2 separate regions of the Homo sapiens genome follow, and region 1 is linked to region 2. A link is a loop called in an ENCODE intact Hi-C map of the cell type or tissue named here. Cell type or tissue: gastrocnemius medialis. All regions are shown on one strand.

Evidence for each region. A loop is a pair of places that touch in the nucleus more often than their neighbours do. Peaks named below come from ENCODE experiments on the same cell type or tissue, not always from the same donor. Only the 100,000 strongest peaks of a DNase experiment are listed, where the experiment ranks them.
Region 1: a loop joins it to region 2, with 27 times the contacts of the local background. A loop is called at or near these places in 2 of 110 quality-filtered maps.

Annotation. Positions count from the first base shown.
Region 1 is chr18:73,455,561-73,463,560 of GRCh38, forward strand. The region is part of intron 4 of LOC105372190 (a long non-coding RNA gene); the gene reads right to left. Among named protein-coding and RNA genes, the nearest start is that of LINC02582, 130 kb to the left of the region's middle. In gastrocnemius medialis, no CTCF peak of the experiment used is centred here; no DNase peak of the experiment used is centred here; H3K27ac peaks cover 916 bases.
Region 2 is chr18:73,687,863-73,695,862 of GRCh38, forward strand. It overlaps LOC105372190 (a long non-coding RNA gene), which reads right to left and starts at 3,429. Exons shown (of 7, transcript XR_007066468.1): 1 at 3,367-3,429. RefSeq lists enhancers at 3,429-3,929, 3,930-4,430, 7,557-8,000. In gastrocnemius medialis, no CTCF peak of the experiment used is centred here; no DNase peak of the experiment used is centred here; H3K27ac peaks cover 2,091 bases.

The DNA.
Region 1 (8,000 bases), 230 kb before region 2:
AACAACAACAACAACAGCAACAGCAACAACAACAACAGAGATTCTAACCTTAGTACACATGTATGAGACAGACTCACTGAAGCAGGGGAGGGAAAAGGTACACATCTAAGTAACTTTGGAAGTGAGTGGGATCTTTAATGACTAAAGCAAAATGACTTGCGTATAAGCACTGTCCTCCAGATCCTACAATTGTTTCCTAGGGGTTACACAGATGAACAATTCTGACATTGCTATAACAGTTCTCACACATGTAAATTAGTGTCACACATTTAAGTAAATAGATGGCAGCCCATGGTAGCCAGATTTGTCATTGTTGGGATAGGAGTTTACAGATAAGCAAAGTGAGCAGGTTAGAATGATCCATGTGGTAATGCATGAGAGTTGGAGATACCAGTATAAATTCACGTTTCACTCAGATGTCCTTCATACAGACACAGATGGTTGCATATGGAAATATTTATAGAAATACATGGGTTAGTGTGTGCACATAGATTTCATTTCTATGTCAGATGGTATGACACCGAAGAAACAATAGTCTAGTAGCAAGAAGCACACCCAGTTTCCACATCTTGGTTTCTAATACCATTCTCTAATAAAAGGAAACGGCTCCTTGATGAAATGGCTGATTCTAGCATTGAAAAGGAAATATACAAGATGAGCATCTGATATCTTGTATTCAGAAAGTAAGGAAGTGCTAAACACACACACAAACACACATTGGTAGGGGTGTGTCAAGGAGACACAGGAGTCAACTGAAAGAGCTACCAAAATCCAAACAGAGGTGACTTGAGCAACCAAATAAAGTAAATTCAATGATAACCCAAAGTGTAAAATAAAATCCATCAGTACTTATCAATATAAATAAATGACTGAATAAATTAACAAATGGTGGAGAATGCCTGGGCCAAGAATCCAAAACACTTATATAGATACTCCACCGTGAAAGAAGAAGAGCCTCATCCTCTATGCCTTAAGTGTGGGCTGCACATGGTGACTTCCTTCCAAAGATTACAGTGTAGAAAGAGCAGGGAAAGGAACTGTACAGCAGAGAAGCCTAGCAAACCTCAGTCGATTGATTAGGTCAATCTTAACAGGTTGTTAGCCATCTTAACAGAATGTAACCTCGATATGTTGTGATAATGAAAATAGCATTTTACCTCTGTGGTGTTCTTTCCAATGAACAGGACTAGCAATCTACTCACGAGACAAACATCAGATCAATTCCAATAGAGAGGCATCCTGCTATAACAGGGCCAATATTCCTCAAAACTGCCAAGGTCATCAAAAACAAAGGAAGTCTGTCACAGTCAGGAAGAAACTGCAGAGACATGATAGTTAAGTGTAAAGTTGTATTTGGGATGGGATCCTGGAATAGAAATACGACATTATATAAAAACTAAAGAAATCTGAGAAACTAAAGGCTTTAGTTAATAATTATGTTTCAATATTGGTTCATTAATTTTAAGAAAGGTACCTTACTAGTGTAAAATGTCAATAATAAGGAAAACTCTGTGGGGGTACATGAGGATTCTCTGTATTACGGTCTCAAATTTTCCAGTCAAAAACTGTTGTAAAACATAAAATGCATTATACAAACACAAATATGAGTTAAAGAAGATCTCTGTTCTCAAGAAGCTTACTGTCTAGAAAGAAGACAAATACCCAAGAAATTACAGTCCTGTGTGGTAAGTTTTATGATAAAGGGAAACAAGGGACATGAGCATCTGGTGGTGGTGTACATAACAAAGGCCATCAGTTCTAGGGAATCCTGTAGGAGAGAATAATTATGAACTGATATTACAGGAATCAAGGAGTGAAGAGGGCATGAGAAAATGCAAGAAGCAATAAAGTCCAGCCCTGAGTAGTTAACTCCTTTTATTACCAGGATCGAGAACAAATTCCCTAGACTTTTATGGTTATTCTAAATTTCATTGCAAATGTTCTTTTCTGCATTATCTCCTACTACTCAACTCTGTATCATTAAAAACTCTCTGTTTCTATCTAGCTTGGATGTATCAATTGCTTAAACATGTTCTGCCCTCTCTGGCCTTCTCTGAATAGTTACTTTCAGGATGCTGAGCGCATTTTTGCCCCTTTAAAAGGCTATGCAGTGTTTAATACTGGCCCTGTTTCACTTCTCCTTGAAAAGTCCCAAACTCTTCCACTTCATAAGTTCCCTTCCTACTGCAAACTCAGTTTGTTGCGTATCCTTCATTTTTAACATCAAGTATATATCACATCTTTTTAGAATCCTCTGAATCCAATTTTAATAATTTTATTTTTTTAAAAAATATTTTATGGTAACTTTGGAATTATGTACATTCTTATGTACTTACACATTTTCACCAGTTATATTTCTCAATCCTCCAAATAATGAACTTATTTTGAAATCATTGTTTAAGAATCATAGAATCCTTGAGTATCATTTTTCCCTCCACCATTATTTAAAGAGGGAAAGAATAAGAACTCATATTTATTGATTTCAATGTATCAGGAACTGTGCAAGGCATGTGAAACATGTTAACTTTTCAACCCCCCAAACTCCTACGTGGTAGGTATCATTATTTTCATTTTCTGTGAAATGAAACTATCAAAGGTCCCCATCTATGTAAAATCTACCCAAGGAAATATGTCAGAATCCTGAGCGTGGAATCCAACAAGCAACAAAGTTCAGGCTGTTTCTATTCTCACATACATCCTCCTTTGTGCAAGCAAAGGGATTGAGACTCATAAAGCTGCAATTACTACTGATTGTCATTTTTGTATGACAGCCACAGGCCTTGCCAGATATATGACCTTAAGCAATTTTTCAACATCCTAATTCCTGTTTCCTCCTTTTTAAAATGGGGCTAAAAATAGCACACATCTAATGAGATTGTTGTGAGGAATGAATGAGATGACGTGGGTGAAGTGCTTAGAGCATCCTCTGACCAGGAAAGCCCTGTTGCTACCATTGTTAACATCATCATACTTTATTGTCATGATTTCTTTTTTCTTTTCTCCGTTCTCTATGGCATAGAAAACTCCCAAAACTTACGTGTTTGTTTTATGGTTTCTGGTTTTACTTCTATGACTGCCTTCTCATTTTCCAGAGTATAAAAAATGAAATGGTATTTGACTTCAGTTCAAGAGCTTCTGTTAGTCACACTAAAGTGCTTAAGGAAAAGTAAGGGTGTAGTTAAGGCTGTCAGGAAAATATGGGGATTGCCACACGGCTCTGAGCAGGTAGTGATGGGGGCAGTGCAGGTGCATGCAAACTTTCTCTCCTCGTCTTCAAGCACCCTAATGAACTCAGAAAGGAAACTTTGACATTGAGAGCACAGAGAGAAGAGACCCTAATTGAAATACAGCCATAAAATGTGTGATATATGTTAGTAATTAGAGAAACTGCTTAGTTCTCTTCTCAGGTTTAATAGCTTCTCAAAGATTGTGAATAAGTTGGGGTACTTTTTAATATTCCTCTGAAATATGTATCCATGTACAACTTTGTATTACATAACTAAAAATGTCTTTGATCTGAAGGTCTTAGATTTATCCTAGCAAATTAAGTATTGAACAACTGATCTCTAGGCCGGCTTTATTCATAAAGCAAATTAGTGAAGGCAATCAGTGCCCAGTTTAGGATGCTGGTCAACACAGAGGGGTACAGAAGCTTCAATCACATCAAATAGCATGAGCTGTCATCCAAGAAGAAGGAATGCAGGGTGATCGGCACCATGAGAGTTATCTTAATTCTGTTCAGTTTTTAAAAGGTAAACAATTTTAAAGATGTCAAGGGTTGGAAGTGTATAACCACATACTCAAATAGGACCGTAATGCAGAAAAGGAGTATTCACAAAGACGTGCCTTTTGTCTCCCCCAGAAAAATACATAACACGCTTCAAAATTGAATCATGTGTCACACTAGAGAATTAAAAAATAATAAAATAAATGCATGCATCTGCAAAATTGTCAAAGATGTTCTCAGTTTCATGAAATTAAATTATATTGAATTTCATGTTCTCAGGTTCACGATTGATTACCTCCAGTTTCTCATGATCAGCAGTGCTCAATGTCAGTAGGTCTCACTTGTACCGGATAACCTGAAAGTTACTGGGAGGTTTGGGTCAACTTTCGAGTCTTCAAATCTATTCAGGAATTTTATTCTTCTTATTTCTTTTTTAACTTTTTAGATTCAGGTGGTACATGTGCAGGTTTGTTACCTGTGTATGCTGCATGAAGCTGCGGTTTGGGGTATGAAGCGACCGGTCACTCAGATACCAAGAATAGTACCCAACAGTTTTTTGTTTTGTTTTGTTTTGTTTTGTTTTGTTTTGTTTTGAGACAGTTTCACTCTGTTGCCCAGGCTAGAGTGCAGTGGTGCGATCTCGGCTCACTGCAACCTCTGCCTCCCAGGTTCAAGCAATTCTCCTGCCTCAGCCTCCCAAGTAGCTGGGATCACAGACATGCACCACCATACCCGGCTAATTTTTTTTTTTTTTTTTTTTTGTATTTTTAGTAGAGACAAGGTTTTGCCGTGTTGGCCAGGCTGGTCTCGAACTCCTGACCTCCGGTGATCCACCCGCCTTTGCCTCCCAAAGTGCTGGGATTACAGGCGTGAGCCACCGCATCCAGCCAACAGTTTTTCAACTCTTCCCCCTCCCCCTCCCTCCAGCATCTAGGAGTCCCCAGTGTCTATTGTTGACAGGAGCTATGTTAAAACCTTTCCGTTTGTATATTTGTATATGTGGATATCAAAATGTGCATAGCAAAGGTAACTATAAAATGCTTGGTTTCAATGCATCCACTTTAATTCTATGAGTTATATTAAAGCTCTAATTCACATAACTGTTGAAGACAATAAGCACAGCACTGAGCTATGTGAAGTGCATGAGACATGCCTGGCTCCATTATCTTACATAACTTGGCTGCGAATACTGAAAGGACATTGTGTATCAAAATATTTTAGAAACAAAGACTGTTATACATATATTTGTTGTATTTTTAGTTTTTAAGTGGGCCATGTATATGGCAGAGCAGGCAAATTTCTATTTGACCGTTTGTTTTGTTTTGTTTTCCTAAGAGAGAGAGGGTCTTTCTCTATCACCCAGGCTGGAGTGCAGTGGGGTAATCTCGACTCACTGCAGCCTCAAACTCCTGGGCTCAAGCAATCCTCCCACCTCAGCCTCCAGCGTAGATGGAACTGGAGCTGTGAGCCATCATGCCTGGATAATTTATTACTTTGTGTAGAGACAGACTCTTGCTGTGTATCCCAGGGTGGTTCTGAACCCCTGGCCTCAATCAATCCTCCTGCCTTGGCATCCCAAATATTTGACCTTATATGTGGTTTTATTAAAAGAAATAGGATGTTTCCAGTAATGGAAGTGAACCAAAGGAAGTAGTAAAAATGTATTGAAGTGCTAAATTTTACATTGAATTACATTTAAAAATGTTAACACTGAAAGAAAATATCATTGTTACGTCACCAGCTTTTCATGTTATTGACTTATCATAGTAAAATGGCACCTGTAATTAATTTATACTAAATGGCACCTGTATTTGAAATGCTAAATTTTATACCGAATTACATTTAAAATGTTATTAACACTAAAAGAAAATATCATTGTCACATCACCAGCCATTCATGATATTCACTTATCATAGTTAAATGGCAGCTGTCATTTGTACTAATGTGAAACATTGGTGATATGTGCCGACCGTCAAGACATATTGAATGAAGGGGCCTGAAGAACAGGTTAATGTGATGAATTGAGGCAGTGCTCCTTTCACGAGGGCACTAGCTGCGGGGGGGTCTGTTCCTGCAGACCCCTGATTCCGACAGATGAATAAAGTACACTGACACACACATCTGCTCCTGAGCATTTTAAAGCATTTTTATAGTATGCGGTTTTGCCTAATACGGTATTCTCATAGCAAATAAAATGCTCTGCCAGTCCAGCTGAGGGTCTGAGCAGCTTACAGGCTCCAAGCTGAGTTCTGTAAACAGCTGCGACTCGGCCCTGATCCACTAGTCAGGTTTGCATTTATTCAGTAAGACTAATTAACAAAAGTTGTGAGTAAATACCACTAGAGGGTAAAGATTAAAGGCCAGGTTCCCAGGCCTAAAGCAAACACCAAACTTCTGCGTAGGAGGCCGTAAAGTACCTAAGATAGGACAAAAGTTAGTCTTAAGCCCATGTAAGTAAACAGTTTTTTGACTATTACTGTAACTAGCTTTAATATATTTCCTATCAGCCAGTTCAAATCCCAGCAGTGAATCAGTACAGTCACTCCTTCATACAGGATGGGCTAGACATTCTTTATGCAGGAAATGAAATAGATGAAAGCCTTGTTATGTCAACTTCCAGTCACAGTTCTTAATCATTCCTCATGGGGCTAATCATTTTGTGCCTTTAGTGCAGAAGAGTTCTGCTACTTTGTAGCTCAACTTTGTACTGATTTCCAAAGACATATTTACAGAGAAGACAACACATCTCTCTTCACAATTCACCGTACTTAAGGATGGTCTCCTATTCATAGATTCAAGAAAATATTTTAATTATAGTCCACAATTTTCCTGTAACTTCTTTTCTGGGGGAAGAGGGAGAATAGGAGTCTTATTATTGAGGTGGAAAACATGGAGAAAGAGCTTAATTGTTGCAACAGCAGTACTTTTATCAGGGTAGAGCAATGTCGTTCTGTTCACTGAAGGATCTAACAGTTCACCCAAGTTACACCGTGTTGTGTAGTCATGCTCCAGGCAGGGTGCCTATTCTTCTCTAGGAGACATAAGTCAAAACATGGAGAGCTGCCAGCTCTTGATTTTTACTGGCTACAGAGATAAAGAGGAAATGGTTATTCAATAAATAACATTTTTACAATTAAAGATAAAAAGGTACTAGAAATAAACAGAATATTCTTTGGTTTCATCTACATGGTTACCACAACCCATAGTGCTGAATGTAGGCATATTTCCTGATATGACTATTAACATAAGGCCCTCTAAATATTTGATGAGTTTATATGTGCCTTACAGAAAATCTAATTTCCAGGTTATCACTGACAGTATGTTCTGCTTCTGAGACTGCTTCTCTTCTCTAAGAGGAGACAGATTTTCAGGCATATACTTGCTATATCCTAGCAACACTTGGATATATCTGGTCAAGATAAGACAAGATATTAAGAACCATAAAATTATTTATGAACCAATCCAATGATTTAGGATATACTTATATCAATGAAACCAATAAGAGGCAATGTCAAAATAATGCAGAAGTAGCAAGAAAAAAAAACCTTATTTATTTATAGCTGCAATACATTGTTGTATTGGTTTTACAAGGTTTTATTGAGCCATTGTTGTATTGAAACATACATGCTTTCTATAATCCTAGATATTTAATTTATGATTTTTAAACATATAATTTTTGAAAATGTGAAAATACAGAATAATTTAATTTTGATTAAAATCAGGTAGTATAAAACATAAATAATTATTTTGAGCAAGTAATGAGTTGCATTATCATTGTAATTTTTAAGTCTCTTACCTTAATTAATAATATTGCAATCTCATATATCAATAAAAATACAACTGGAACAAACAGATGTGACTGAGGCATAAATTGCTTGTCTATGTCCAGAATCCAAACATATGATATACTTTACTGTTGAAGATATATTATACAAGAGGCTCAAAGAACAGTGCCTCAAACCTTTATTCTATTACTATGTCGAGAAGGAGGCATGCAGAATAAACTTAAATTATTATTCATGCTTCAGGATATTCAAAGAAAATTTTATTTGTCCTACAGAGACCTTTGAGCCTGAATAAAGTGAGCAAAACCAGCAATATTCTGAATGTTCAAAGCTTGTTTCAGTCTGCAAATCTACTATGATTTCTGTAAAGTTATGACTTGACAAGATTTATGCTTGTCTTGTTACATATTCACTTAATTGTGAGTTCCAGAATCCCTGTACATGAAAAAAATGCTACAGGAAGGGCTGGTTTCAGTAGATTTTTCTGC
Region 2 (8,000 bases):
GGAAGATGATGGGAGTGGAGCAGGAGGGGGCTTCCATCAGCTATGTTCAAAGATGTCCCTGTGTTCTGGTTTATATGCCCATCATTCCATACGCCCCATGTGGATTTGGCTGACTTGCCCACACGGGGAGGCATCCCCTTTTCCCCCCAGTTCATGTGTTTTACTCCTCTAGATAAATATTTAGTTAACAGGAGAAAACCTTTGTGGGCAAAGTCAATTTCTTATCAAGGGTCAAAAGTCTTAAAATAGAATCAGAAGGTACATAAAACTGTTCTTACTCTTTATCCATCATTATTATGTACCAGAAGCTCTGATGGAGTGAAGATAAATATGTGAAGAACCAATCCATGTTCAATAACAGAATTTGGGGCAAGTAGGACAGGATCCGGAGGCACTGTGTTTGTGATGAGTGGAACCGTGCAGCGGTTTCTGGAAGCACATTGAGATGGATTCTGCTGATAAGGGATTCCATCGACTGGTCATTTGATGCATGGAACAAAACACTCACTAGTCTGAGCACCCAACCACACTGTAAACCAAAAGTGTCTAAGAGAGGTCTCAGTCAATTCACAAATTTATTTTGCCAAGGTTAAGGACATGCCTGGAAGACACACACACACACACACACACACACACACACAAACATGGAATCACAGAAACAGTCTGGTCTGTGCCTTTCTCCAAAGATGAGTTTGAGGGCTTCACTATCTAAAGGGGAAAAGTAGGCTGGAGGCGAAGGTGAGAGGATATGGTGGTCCACGTGTGGCAAGAGAAAAGAAGCAGGTAGGGAACTAGTCAATTACAACTCCTCTTGTACTCCGTAAAACTGACACTTTAATGAGATAAAATGAACGTTGAGTAGATAGCCGTGGCGATACTAACCTGTTGTCTGCTTGGGAACAAAGGGAAAGGCGGTTTCTTGCATGACTTAGCTTTCAGCTTCATTTTTTCCTTTTGGCATAGTGAGTTGAGGTCCTGAGTTTTTATTTTCCTTTCACAAAGCTAAGTCATTTTGGTTCGGCTGACAGTGCTATGTAACCTGACACCTTTAGCGAGCAGTCCCCTCATAGGCTTGACCCCACTGTTTTAGAGAAGTCTTGAAAAGTTCACAGTGCCTGCCAGGCAGTACCATTTGAGGCATTTAGTCAGTACATTTTGAATACATGAATAGCTGCCTGGCTATGAATGCACAATGTAATAAGCACTCTGTTACCAAACAACCATGTCAAGCATGTCTCCCATATATTGGACAATATATTGGAGACTTCTCTAAATGGTCAAGTGAGTCATGGTTGTTTGGTAATACAGTGCTTATTATATGAGTGAGGAACGTGACTCAGTACAATTATGACAAGAAATGCAATGGACTATGCTAAATGGAATTTGTAACGCTCATGAAAAGTGCTTTGGAATTTTAATGTGTGATTAAAGCATCTACTATTAACATTATTCCACAAAGAGCTTTACCTCTAACAATACATTCCTTGGTTGTCTGTCACTGGGTCTCTGTGCTTGACAGAGTTGAAAATGTTGCCTGTTTGCTGTCACACAGACATTGTCTCAGTATCACTTCCTAAAATGCATATTTGAATTTAGGATTCCAGCAAACACGGAAGGCACCGGTGGTTAAAGTGCCTCCATTTAGAAAATATGCTAAAAACAGCAGCTGGAAGTGCTCATCTGTCCAGGCTGAAGGCTGGCTTTCAAGATATGCTTTCAAGCAGTGCCACGAGGAGCAGCCTGGGCTGTCATTGGAGTTGCTGTCAGCGCGAAGCCTTGGTGTTGCAGGGCCTCTGCCATATGGAGCATCAAACCTTGGATCTGAATGATGATACAACCTGACTTTGCTGACAATCTCAGGCTATGTAAAAAACAGACTATAAAACATGTAGTCAAAATGCCATGTGTTTGAATAACACTTTACAGTTTTCAATACGCATTCATAGCCAAACAGCTATCCATTTATTCAAAATGCAGCGACTAATGCCTGGCAGGTGCTTTGAGCTGTTCAGAACTCCACAGCGGAAGCCAGAGCCTCGCCCTCAGGTGCTTACACTCTAGCAGGGGTCAGCCAGAAAGTCACCCTGTGAGGAGCTCTTTGGACCATGCAGCCACAGCCTCGGAGGCTAGAATCGATTCTAATTTCTACATATAGATAATTTTTTTAAAAAAATAGCAACACTGTGTGGTAGATGTACCTGACAGAAATAACTCAAGAAACTAGGGTTGCCACATGGAGGTTGCTGAGGGGAGGGTGCCACGTGAGGGTGCTATATAAACTGCATGCTTTTTACAAGTGCTTATCATTCTCCTCTCCAGCCTGCCGCTGCTGGACCATCACTGTATGTAAGTTCCCCCAAATAAAACCCATGTTTTATTCAGAATAATAATAATAAAGGCTAGAATCAACACTTTGGGGCACTGGGTAGGGGTGCTCCATCAGACAGGGCGAGAAAGACTCTCTTGTGAGCAGTGTCTGAGCTGGGACCTCAGAGACAGGAAGACAAGGAGAAAAGCATCCAGGCGGTAGGAAAAATAGGAGTTAAGATGACAGGGGCAGGAGCCCATTGTTTGGAGTCCCAGAGGAGGTCAGTGTGGCAGGAGCCCTGCTGAGCAGCTGGCGGGGGCAGTGAGGAGAGTCAAGAAATAAAAGGGCTGAAAAGGAACCAGGTTATGTATGCAGCTAATAAGGGTGTTAAATTTTATTGCAAATAAAATGGCAAGATGTTGAAGGATTTTAAACAGGAGAATGAAATGAATAGATTTGAAATGTAAAAGAGTCATTTTAGCATCACGTTCTGATGATGTTTATTCTAATCAAAACTGTGGAAGGAAATTTATTGTTGACTCTACTGAGTACACGAGGAAACTGATGCTCAGAGAGGATAGTGTCTTGTCCTAGGAACTTCAAGGAGTGAGGGAGAGCATCAGTCCCCAGGTCTCCTCATGCAGAGCTTCCTGCTCGTTTTTTTCCACTACAGTTGCCTCCTTTATATCTGCCTGTAGCCAAGTTATGTGGAACAAAATCAAATGTCAAATAGGAACATTTTCTTTAAATGTCTACATACCTAAAATTATTTCGGATTATACTTGTGGCGTTAGGTTGAGCTGATGAGAAATGAAAGTGTGGCTGAAAATGCATTTAGAGATTTACTCTAGAATAAGAATAATGAAAATGCTTGAAATAAAGATTTAATCTGATTGACTGAAATAAGTTACATGTGACCAGGCTAATAGGCTACATTTAAACATTCCACTTTAAAACATTTTTTAAATTCTTTTCATGAAGTCATCTGTCTGAGACTTCCCCACTACAGCCCAGAACATCCCTCCTTAGAAGCTCACTCCACGTTTTATGACACTTACCTTCACATCATCTTGGAGCATCTGTCAGAGGCGTCTGAACCAGGGCGTCTCCATCTTGAATAGGGGCTGGGTCAGATGAGGCTGAGAGCTGCTGGGCTGCATTGCCAGGAAATCAGGCATTCTTAGTCACAGGATATTTGCAGTCACGGAAACAAGTTAATATGTTTACAAAACCGACCCGGTGTTACAGTGGGTGGCTAGTCAGACAGTGAGCAGGGCAGGAGAGCTGCCCCCTTCCCACACCAGGAGTATCAGGCAGCCATCTGGTGATGGTCAGGCAGTTGTTAAACTTTCTCTCTAAAGTAATAATTGGTCACAGCCGGTGCCAGGGAAAGCCCATCTCCCAATAGATAGAAACACCTGAAACTAGTGATCGTCTTCCCAATAACATCTCGGGGGTTGGGCGAGTGGGCTTAAGCATGTGCACTAAGAGGCAAAATGGTGCAGTTTAACTGGTGTGTGACCTTCTAGGAACACTCAACTGGTAGGGGAAGAACGCCTCAAATGAGCATGGGTACAACTTCAGTAAACACACTGCCCATGCGGTCCCTCCCAGGCGCTGGCAGGCCAACGAGCATGCAGACAGCCCACCCCGAGGGAAGACTGAGGGGAGAAGGGACACAACACCCCTCCCAAGTCCTGGCAGGCCAACCCGCATGCAGACAGCCCACCCCGAGGGAAGACTACGGGGAGAACGGACGCAACACCCTGGAATCATGCCAACATATAAACCCCAAGCTCAAACTGTGCACTTGTTCTCTCAAGTCGCCCACTCAGCCCTCTTCCAAGTGCACTTTACTTCCTTTCATTCCTGCTCTAGTGCTTTTTAATAAACATTTACTCCTTCTCTAAAACTTGCCTCTCACTCTGCCTTATGCCCCTTGGCTGAATTCTTTCTTCAGAGAAGGCGAGGATTGAGGTTGCTGCAGACCCATATGGATTTGCTGCCGCTAACACCAGGATTTAACAGATCCAGGAGATAACAGACCCAGAAAATGTCCTGATGTCCCAATATCCTAAGAACAAGAACATTCTTAGTTTAAGAATAAGTTTTGCTTTAAAGATAATAATATAGATTCTTGTGGAAGAGAGTAGTTATGCAAAGATTAACAATCCTTCATCACAAGCCCTTGTAGCAGAGCACACCTCCCCCATGTTTTTTTTTGTTGTTTTGCTGTTTTATATATAAATGAGCATTGTACCTAAGGTGGATGTGTTCCTTCTTTTCCTTCTGGGAACACCATGCTCTGTCTAAGGTGGATGTGTTCCTTCTTTTCCTTCTGGGAACACCATGCTCTGTCTAAGGTGGATGTGTTCCTTCTCTTCCTTCTGGGAACACCATGCTCTGTTTAAGGTGGATGTGTTCCTTCTCTTCCTTCTGGGAACACCATGCTCTGTTTAAGGTGGATGTGTTCCTTCTCTTCCTTCTGGGAACACCATGCTCTGTCTATGGAGTAGGCTTTCTTTTATTCCTTTACTTTCTTAATAAACTTGCTTTCACTTTACTCGGTAGATTTGTCCTGAATTCTTTTCTTGTGCAAGATCCAAAACCCTCTCTTAGGGTCTAGATTGGGACCCCTTTCTGGTAACACACCTGCTATGAAGAAAAAAACTCAATTAATATTTTTATAATTAATGTCATTGCTCTAAATGCATCGAAAACATAAAGAAATAAGAGTTGTTGACATGTTAGGATAGTGTTAGAAATTGCTAAGTTATTGTCCAGAAAAAAGGGAATAATTGAAAAAAATAAAAATTAGAAAAGTAGGTCCTGAAGCACATTAAGCATTTAACAAATCATATAATTGAGAATGAAGGTAAGCCTTCATCTCTGGTGGTATGAATGTCTAGATACCTTGACTATCCTGTGGCTAAAAACAACTAAAAATGTTGGATAAAATGAAAAATATATGTAAATGCCTTTAACCTCCTGTCAACAAAATTAAATAATACGTATTAGAAGACTGAAACACAATGAAAGTATGACTTCATAGAAACAAGCACAGCAAGGAAACCAACTTTTCCCTTGAAGATATTTATGGACTGGGATACACTGAAACTTTGGTTTGTCAGCCTGTGGGTTGGGAAAGTCAGGAGACAAGCCCAGGCTTGCTCAGTGTTGGGGGGGTAAAATAGAAGACCTCTCTGCAAATAAACCTAAGCTCAGAAAGGGGTAGTCTTGACTGTGAAGAGAATGTTAGAGCAATGGTCTGGCTTGAACCAGGGTACAGAGTAGAGAGTTGAAAAATAGAGACTCTTCAGTCTTACCAGGAATTCTGGGAAAAAAAAAAACAGAAGAAGAAGAAGAAGAAAAATAAAGACTCAGGAAGAGTTAGAACAGCTATACAGTTCCATAATCACATTTGAAATTTTATCAATAGGTCAACTCTTTCTCCAAAGAAACCACCAGGCCCAGTTTACAGAAAGTTCCATCAAAGGACTCAATGCATCTTTCATAAATGATTTTAAGGTGTAGAAAGAGACTACCACAAATGTGTTCAGTGTAAGTTTATCATACTGACACTGACAAGCGCAGTACAGTACAACCTCCATTGTGATCATAGATACAAAACCAGAAACAAAGTTACAAAGCAAATCCAGCAATGTGACAAGAGGATAATACAGTAGGAGATGTTTGTTTGTTTATTTATTTTTATTTATTTATTTATTTATTTATTTATTTTTTGAGAAGAAGTCTCACTCTGTAGCCCAGGCTGGAGTGCAATGGCACAATCTCGGCTCACTGCAACCTCCACCTCCTGGGTTCAAGTGATTCTCCTGTCTCAGCCTCCCGAGTAGTTGAGATTATAGGTGCGTGCCACCACATCCAATTAATTTTTGTATTTTTAGTGGAGACAGGGTTTTGCCACGTTGGCCAGGCTGGTCTCAAACACCTGACCTCAGGTGATCCACCCACCTCGTCCTCCCAAAGTGCTGGGATTACAGGCATGAGCCACCATGCCCAGCCTCAGTAGGAGATGTTTAATAGAAGAATTAATAGAAAATCAATTAATGAATTATACTACATGAACATATAAAAGGAATTAAATTCCACGATTATCTCATTAGATACGGAAAAATTATTGAGACAATTCAATGTCCATTCATGACAAAAATGTACAGAAAACTGGGGAAAAATGACTTTCTGAAGGTGATAATTATACAGCAATTATAATGCTCAGTGATTACCTAATTACAGTCAGGAACAAGTCACGAATTGCTTTAATAGCAGTTCTAGTCACTCTTCTCCTGAAGGAGCTTGCCAGTTCATTGAAGCAAGAAAAAAATGTATAAATATTTGAAAAACAAAATTAAAGTCATTGTTATTTACATATAATGGGTATTGAAAGCAATAAGTGAAACTATAAATTGGAATCAAAATCACTATGTAAAATCTACACATAAGTAATAAGAAAATGTAATTTAAAAGATACCAATTACAGTAAATATCAGTTATTAATTTCCTAAAATCAATCTTAAAATATACAAAAATTTATGGGAAAAATGTTGAAATTTTAATAAAATGCAGTCATGCACCACATAACTACATTTTAGTCAATGATGGACCTCATATTACAATGGTAGTTCCATAAGATTATAATGGAGCTGAAGAATTGCTATGGCCTGGTGATTTGTGTCCCAGTTGCCTACAGTACTTGGTAACATGCTGCACAGGTTTATAGCCTAGGAGCAATAGGCTATACCATACAGCCTAGGTGTGTAGGAGGCTATACCATCTAGGTTTGTGTAAGTAAGCACTCTTTATGATATTCACACAATGATGAAATTGCCTAACAATACATTTCTCAGAATCTATTCATGTCATGAAATGATGCATGACTATATATTAAAGAACAAAAAATGAAAAGGAGAATTACATCCAACTAACAGATTTTAACACTCAACGTCCTAAAGATATCAATTCTGTACACATTTATATACCTATACCCCCCAAAAGGAAAGCCTTTGTCTCTTTTTTCCCTATCTCTGTAGACACAGGGACAGAGAGAAAAATATAAACAAGTAGGCCTTGCTAAGATCCCCCCAGCTTGTTACCATTAGATCATACCTCTGGACCAGTCATACTTTTTCATAGTTATCCACTTCTTCATCAAACTTGGTAGCAAAATACACAGTCTTCTCTGTTTCTTTGGGTCTTCATTTCCTATGAAGTCTCTCATTTCACATAAAAATTATATGACATAAGAATCTGTATGCTTTTTTTGTTATTAATCTCTCAATTGTTGTAGGTGTTTTCACCATGAACCTAATGATGGGCAAGGGAAGAAATCTTTTCTCCCCTGCACACTCAAGAAGAGATTGAGGCACACCTCAAGAAATGAAAGGACAAAGTGCATACCTCACCTTATATTTAAAACATGATGATGAAAACACACTAGTGTTGTGCTTCTTCAGACTCCAGGTTCTTTTCACTTAAGCCTATTCTATGCAGGATACCGGCAACTGGGGATAGGCAGAAAGAAACATTCAGCCTGGTTCTTACAAACATGCCTATGTGGCTGATTTAGTTCATCCACAAAGAAGAATGCAATTGACTCTCCTTCTCCAGAATGACATTATCAGCACATACAGTCAAGTGCCTGGGTAAGAAAACAAATGTACCTGCAACAAAG